Linked DNA regions of Mus musculus: all the other regions are linked to region 3. A link is a loop called in an ENCODE intact Hi-C map of the cell type or tissue named here. Cell type or tissue: left cerebral cortex. All regions are shown on one strand.

Region 1 (2,500 bases), 130 kb before region 3:
GTAATAACCTCTTTGACATTAACATCTGTGGCACTATATGCTCTAAATATTTTTAAAACTTATTTATTCAGTCAAGAATAGAAGGGTTATCAAAGGTCAGAAACTATGTTCATTGTTGTAACTGTGAAAAATAAGAGGTGATTTCCATGCCCAGAAAGCTCTTAGTCAAGCATAGAAACCAGTAATTCAAACAGAAAAACTGCCAAAAATTTAAGAGTGAAAAACCATAGAAAGTATGAACCAAATACAGAAAGCAGGTCCTGAGGTTGGTGGTGCGATCAGGATGCTTCTGAGGATGTGACAAGTGCCTTTAGTTCCACAGAATGAGCAGGGCTTGACTGGGACTGCCAGACAGACGGAAGAACAGTTATGACTCAGTGTGATGGAGTGGTGGGCTCTTTCTATCCTTTGTGCCACATGAGAGTCACAAAGATGACAAGTAGAGAATATGATAGATGGCCAGGATGAGCACATCATTTGTGGTTAAAATGGCTTAAAGGGAATTTTATCTTTGAAGTTCTGTTCCTCAGGTGCCTTGAGATGTGAGAGGGTGGCTGGAATGAACTCAGTGGTTGCTTTGGTCTCACTCACAGCTGGATCTCAAGCACCTGCAACTGCACCAGCACCTAGGCACACGCAATAAAACTTGCTGGATGATCAGACTAACTCACAGGACAACAGCAGTATGCTTCCATGGATTTTTTTCTCAAGGAGCATACCTTTTTTATATAGAAATGATTTTAAAAATCATGTTTCTTTATAATTATAATTCATATTTCCTGATTAATTTCTTTTTTTTTATTAGGTCGTGAGTTCTTTGAGGATACTCTACCACATTCCCTTTTGTAGCTCTAGTGGTAACAATTAGATTGTGTGTAGCAGGTATGTTGCTATTGCAGATGTGCCGCCCACATTAACTCATTCAGTTCTTAGAGACCATGTTTGAGAGGCACCATTATCATTCCCAGTGAGGATGTGGGAAAACTGAGGCATGGAGAGGCTCAGCACCACGCACATATTCTGAGCCTAGTAGGTAGGAGAGAGGCACAGGACTTGAATCAAGAAGCTGGCTCTAGAATCCTTGCTCTTAAGCACATGCTGTACTGACTAGGGCAGACTCTGGCATGTGTTAGCTGTTTGTTGAATGAATTTTCTCCCTTTGTAACTTACTGTTATGTTACTAGGAAAATTATTCCCATACATAGAAGAATTTTTCATTCCGCAGAGGTTAAGATTGTCAAAAGTAATTTTGATTATTTTCTCTAAAAACTCACCTGTAACTCTCTACCAGGTCACTAGCAATGGACATAAAATTTGACAAATGCTGTTAAAAAATGTTTAAGTACCTTCTAGTTCACCAATTTTTTTGGCAAAGACTTTCAGTTGTTTCTTCAGTTTCCGGACAGTTTTATCCTGCTTTTCAAGTTGTTCCATCAGATCCTAGGATCAAAATGAGAATTATGTCAGAAAGATGAGAACAGGCTCAGCACAGGCACAAAGGGCGCACAGATGGAATCACAGCAACACACTGTTAGTTTCACATAAAAGCTGCAGGTGGAGCCACCGCCTGGCTCAAACTGGCAGACAAAGGAGGTGCAGCTCCGGTGATGGCAAGGCTTTGACACTGCGGTGAGTGAAGGCAAGGCTGACACTGCAGTGAGCTCCTTACAGCTACAGCCTACAGCGTGATGGAAGCCTCCCAGCAGGCTCCTATGGAAACATCTCAGACTCACTGTCACTTGTGAGGGGGACTGGGCAAAGATGAGCTCTGATGAGTGCATACAAGGTCTGTGAGAGCTGAGGACAGCTGCACTTAGGAAAAGACTGACCCTCCGTGAGTAAAGCACAGCTATGCGTTACCTGTTCTAAACTCAGCCTTAACGCCTACGAAACATGAAGAAGTTGGGGAAACTAAAAGTAAGCTGAGCCAGGTGTTCTGGCATACACCATTAATTCAAGTACTCAGAAGGCAGTAGTGGGTGGATCTCTGTGAGTTCAAGGCCAGCCAGAGTTACATATAGAGACTGCCTTAAAAAAACAAGCCAAACAAAACCAAATCAAACAACAAAAAAGTAATAACAACAAAAGGATAAAGAACTTTCTGCTACATAGCATGAAGGTACATGACTATAACCCAAGTACCAGGAAGTCAGAGAGAATTCAAGGCCCGCCTGGGTTGTAGTGAAAGCTTGCCTCGGGGTGGGAGTGGGGTTCTGCTGGCATAAGACCCAAATGCCAGGTAATAAAAGATACCCACAAATCTTGCACAATATATATATTTAAAAAAAATGAAGTTTGAGTGCCTAATGTAAAATGTGAAAAAGAGAGAAAGAAAACCTGTGTTTTTAAATGGAAGGTAAGATACTGGCTTTATTTAGTAAAGAATTCTCTCCAAGGACAGGCAGTTAGATACTCAGGAAGAGGGAAGTGGGCATGACCAGACTAAGAAAGCTTCGAAAGGTCAGACATGAGTCAGTGGAGCTGGCTGGGGGTTGCCACT
Region 2 (2,500 bases), 64 kb before region 3:
GAATATGCTCAAGAGTTCTATGAAATAAAGTATATCATACTAGTAAGCAAGGGCTCTATAGTGGTTTTGTATGGATTTTTTTCCTTGGCCATAAAGTGACCATCATCTTGGAGAAGAAATTATGTTGGCCAAGGAAACTAATTGAGAACCCTAAAAAAGTAGCTGTGTGTGAAGTAACAGTGATGAAGCTGAGATAGTCCCTAGTAGAAAAAGGGAAATTGGGGTCACAGAAGCTTCAGCTGAGATTGCAGCCATCACTTTCTGTTCTGTCCACCCTCAGTGCAAATGATCTTGGGAGATGCTAGGAAATAAAAAGCAAAAAACAGAAGGTTAACTGGAAGGGGGCTCTATGATGCAGTTTCCATGAGGTTGTCACCCACTATGGAGGGAAATTCACGATGATAGAGCTGCTTTGAGGTTAACCATCTATGTAGATAAGCCTAATGAATTCAGTGGACTCCCATAATAAAGTCTGTATTCTGTACTTGATGCTCTCTTTGGGTGTTTGTTCCTATCTCCCCAAGAAAATGTCACATAACAGTAATTATAAAGTAATCCTAAAACACACAGCAGCGCATGCAGCTTACCTGGAACACCACTCTGGATTTCTCTAAAAGGTAAGTTCTCATATTGGCACCGATGATTCTGTACCTCTTGTCAAAACCAATTTCAATATATTTTCCAAACCGGCTGCTATTATCATTCCTGGTTGTTTTGGCATTTCCAATTGACTAAGAAGCAAGAGAGAAATCAAGATCTTAGAAGGGCAATGCATGGCATTTACAAAGCTTACTCAGAGAGAGAAGGAATAGAATCCAACTCTTCCATTTTTAGTGATTCTTTAAAGATGAGAACCAATTTTGCCCCTGTAGGGAGCACAAGTGTCTGCTTTGCCCCCAGCTACACAGGTAAATACCAATAGTCTTCTTTTGTCTTGTTATTCTCACAGAAATGCATTTCAGAAGCAGAACTGATGGACGCAGCAGTGGTGAAATTTTCATACACCATTTGGGGTATGCAAACATTCACATCAGCAGAGAGAGATATATAGGGCTGGAGCTGCCAGAGCAAAGCCTTGTCCTTAGCTTCCAAACACTCAGAAGACTGCCTTATGTAAATGAAATCATTAAGACAAAGAAAAAAATTCCTGGAAATGCTAGTTTGGTATAAAAGGTCTCTTTAGAAACTAGCCAGTTCTATCATTTTATCCTATAGCAAAAAGAGGAAAAGCGATACTGCTTATAAGCAGAGTATTAATATTATCCATTCTACTGATTGATTACATTTTGAGGCAGCATCTCACATAGCCCAGGCCAGCCATGAGTTCTGTATATAGCTAAGGGTGCCTTAAACTTATATCCTCAGGCGTCTACTTCCCAGATGCAGAGGCATGTGTCACCATGCCTGGATTTATGCATTCAATTTAAATGCCATTTTCAGAAACCAGAAGTAAAAACATGTCTCTTTCTTGTATACACTGTGAATGTGTGTATGTGTACAAGCACGTGTGTGAGGTTGCACTGTACACGTGTGTGCATGTGTACATGAAGCCCAGAGGTTAGTGTCAATTGTCTTCCTTGATAGTTCTCCACTTTATTTAGTGAGGTAGGATTTCTCACTCAACCCAAAGCTTACTGACAATTCAGCTTATCTCAATACCCAACTTGCCCTTGGATTTCCATCTCTACCTCCTAAGCACTAGGATTTTAGGTAAGCCACCAAACCCAGCTTTTTTGGTTATATTTTTATGTTTTGTTTTGTTTTTGAGACAAAGTATATGGCTATCCTAGAACTACTTATGGAGACCAGGCTGGCCTCAAACCCTCCTACCTCTGTCTTCCAAGTGCTGAGATCAAAGGCATGTGCCACCACTGCCCAGCTAAACCCAGCTTTTTAATGGAGGTGTTTAAGACCTAAAGCCTGATTTGCATGCTTACAGGGCAAGCACTTTATCTATAGAGCCACCCCTCCAGAACATAATTGGTTTTTGTTGTTGTTGTTTTGTGTTTGTTTGTTTGCTTGTTTTAAATACAGGGTCTTAATGTAGTCCAGGTTCACCCTGAATTTGCTATGTAGCTGAGGATGGATGAGCTTGAACTCCTGATCCTCCTGCCCCTACCTGTAGAGTGCTAGGATTCAGGCATGTGCACAAGGCTTTGTTCATGTTAGGCAGGCACTCTTCCAAATGAGTAGCATCTACAGCCCAACATCGATTTTAATGGTTTTATCTAACTTGTAAGTATCTTCAACCACATACTGAGAATACAACTTTCTACTAAATATCGTTCATAACCTTAAATTTTTGATGGCATATATCTACTTTTTTAACTTAGTGACATGCTTCTGTAACTCTTTTAAGTCAAAACAAAAACATAATGTAGATAGAAGAACAAGCATTCACACAATGCATATATTAAACACTGAATAGCTTTATTCCATATAAGATTAACGTTTGCCCCTTGTACAAAGTCTTTCAGGATTAGTATATGCAAACAGAGAA
Region 3 (2,500 bases):
TTATTGATGTCACGTGTGCAAGAGATGATTCCAAACTGCTAAAAGAAGAGTCCAGAAAGCTGGGGCTATCTATATATAGCTCAGTTGTAAAGGGTTTACCTAGTATGCATGAGGCCCTTACATTCAATCTCCGTGCCTGAGAGGGAGACAAAGGCAGAGACAGAGAGAGACGGGAAGAAAGAGATTCTGGTAAAAATGTAAAAACATGAACTTGAAAAGTTAAGGCAATTCTGTTGAGTGGAATTAGAGGTAATTTTAATAATCATTAGCTGGCAAAACATCCATTGAAACCGTAACATAAGATACCATGAATGCATACACCACACACTGCCCAACACAGATTTTCTAAACAGTCTCTCCAAAATACGCCATTCAGAGATTACCAGACCCTGAGAATATGGGCGTCGGTTTAAGATTGAAAAGGCTGCCACTTCCCCTAAATGAAGACCAAAAGGGAAAGGCTCGCCGGAAAGGAGGGTGAGGACACAGAGCTAACGAGGCTCTCGGGGATAACGCGCAGGTTGCAAACTCCCAGGCACCAAGAAGCCTAAGAATAAGCTCGCCATCTCCGGGCTGCATCTTCCCACAGGCTCCGCACCCCAGGGCAAATGGCAAGAACCCGGCAGCTAAAGGTGAAAGCGGACTGGCCATAACTGCAGAATCCGAAATAATCTCCCCGAGAGGCTGCTGCCTGGCGCATACCGGCACAGGACGTTATTTTAAGCACGAGTCCCGGGAGAGCGGCCCGAGCATCTGCCCAAGAGCATCCCATCCGAAATGGGCTCGGGAGGCAGAGCAGGGAGGTACAGCCGGGCAAGGAGGTACAGCCGGGCAGTGGGGTGCAGTCCGGTGGAACCTGCCGGTCCTACAGCCACGGTCCCGGCCGCGCGACCCCTCCCCAGGACAAGGCTCTGCGGCGCGCGTTACCTTGGTGTAGAGCTCGGACGCGGCCATGGCGGGCCCAGCGCCGACGCCCCCCGCCTAGGCGGAGGCCGCAGCTCGCGTGGCGGCCGCCCGCGCGGGTGAAACGGTGGCGGGCGGGGAGCAGGGGAAGGGCCGGGCCGGGCAGGGCGGGCCAAGCTGGCGGGCGGGCCCGGGCGGGCCGGGGCGGGGCGCGTCAGGCGCTAGCGGCGGGCGGGAGCCTGACAGTCATCACCTCCAGGGCTCGGCGGCCGCGTGAGCCCGAGGCGCGTGCTCGGGGGACTCGGGTACCAGCCTCCGCGGCCGTCGCCGCCTCAGTCTCCCCAAGCCGCCTGGTCCACACACACAGCCCTTGCGGTCTCTTCAGTCGCCTCGCGTCCTCAGCGCCCCCTCGCTCCCTCAGTTTCCTCAGCCGCTTCGCCTCCTTAGAGGCCTGGTCTCTGTAGCCTCCTCTGTCTCCTCCGCGGCGCGCGATGCCGCCGCCGCCGCCGCCGCCGCCCTGTGCATTGTGGGAGCGGGAGGAGGCTGCGCTCGAGCGCTGCCACCGCGATCCCTCCCGGCTCTTTCGGGCTCACGCTGCCTCCCATCGGCGGCGGGCACCGAGCATCCTCGGCCCATGCGGCTGGCATCCCAAACCTGCTTTGGCGGAGTGGCCCCCCACAGTGTGCGCGAAGGTGGGGCAGTGAGGGAGCGCGTCCCGCTCGAGGTAGCGACGGTTAGAGTGCCCGCGTAGACCCGGCAGCCTCAAGGCTGCTCCTCCTGGCCCTGCTGTTTGTAGGGAGAGGACTTGAGGTAGGGGAGGGTTCGGGAAAGGCCTTTCTGAGAACCTGCAACTCCAGAAGAGACTTGCTCACGGCAGGGCGGGAAGCTGCACCACCCGGAATTTGAAGGATGCTCAAGGTCACTCTGCATTTGGGTTTGCACCCTTGGTGATGCAAGGACATAGGGTGGCCTCTAACACACAGAAACTCCAATGAACCTGAAAACAAGATGGCACTGGGAAATGGCCCATCTTAGACTTGGGCGTTTACATAGGTTCGCCACCATTCAGAATGAGACCTTTGTTCTGCTGATCGTGACAGCACTACCTGATGCTGATCCTGGAGTCACCTGAAAACGGCAACCTACTGAGAGAAACTCAAGTGTTTGCAGTCTTGACGCAGTCTATTCCGTGCCCTTACACGGACACAGGAATGTGGTCTTTTTCATCCCAACATGTTCTCTCCAGCCACACTTTCGTGCTCACTTGGAATACTCTTTAAAATTTTTAGCCTTTTAAAATGTGTCCATCTTCCTTCTTTAAACCTTAAGTTGTGGCCAGTGCCTATCATGGGAATCCAGTTTTATTGTTTGGCTTGTTGGGTTTTGAGACAGGTCTCACTAAGCAGCCCGGGTTTTCTTCAAACTCGCCATCCTCCTGCCTCTGCCTTGTGAATGGTGAAATTTTAGAGACATGGTTCTGAGACCAGTACAATGGCAGTCAAAGCACAAGCCTGACTCCCTAGTTATGTCTGAACATGAGGTGGGTATTTGAAGGAAGACTGTTCACCACTTTGATGTTTCTGGATTCCATCCTTTC

The links. Peaks named below come from ENCODE experiments on the same cell type or tissue, not always from the same donor. Only the 100,000 strongest peaks of a DNase experiment are listed, where the experiment ranks them.
Region 1: a loop joins it to region 3, with 7 times the contacts of the local background. A loop is called at or near these places in 7 of 42 quality-filtered maps.
Region 2: a loop joins it to region 3, with 2.1 times the contacts of the local background. A loop is called at or near these places in 4 of 42 quality-filtered maps.

Annotation. Positions count from the first base shown.
Region 1 is chr9:75,196,583-75,199,082 of GRCm38, reverse strand. It overlaps Myo5a (myosin VA), which reads right to left. Exons shown (of 41, transcript NM_010864.2): 33 at 1,347-1,440. Among named protein-coding and RNA genes, the nearest start is that of Myo5c, 34 kb to the left of the region's middle. In left cerebral cortex, a CTCF peak has its summit at 1,558; a DNase peak (open chromatin) is centred at 1,647; H3K27ac peaks cover 2,500 bases.
Region 2 is chr9:75,134,574-75,137,073 of GRCm38, reverse strand. Myo5a (myosin VA) reads right to left here. Exons shown (of 41, transcript NM_010864.2): 6 at 588-731. Among named protein-coding and RNA genes, the nearest start is that of Myo5a, 65 kb to the right of the region's middle. In left cerebral cortex, no CTCF peak of the experiment used is centred here; a DNase peak (open chromatin) is centred at 1,447.
Region 3 is chr9:75,070,087-75,072,586 of GRCm38, reverse strand. It overlaps Myo5a (myosin VA), which reads right to left and starts at 1,381. Exons shown (of 41, transcript NM_010864.2): 1 at 928-1,381. The coding sequence starts at 954. In left cerebral cortex, a CTCF peak has its summit at 1,487; DNase peaks (open chromatin) are centred at 80, 600, 1,185 and 1,401; H3K4me3 peaks cover 2,251 bases; H3K27ac peaks cover 2,206 bases.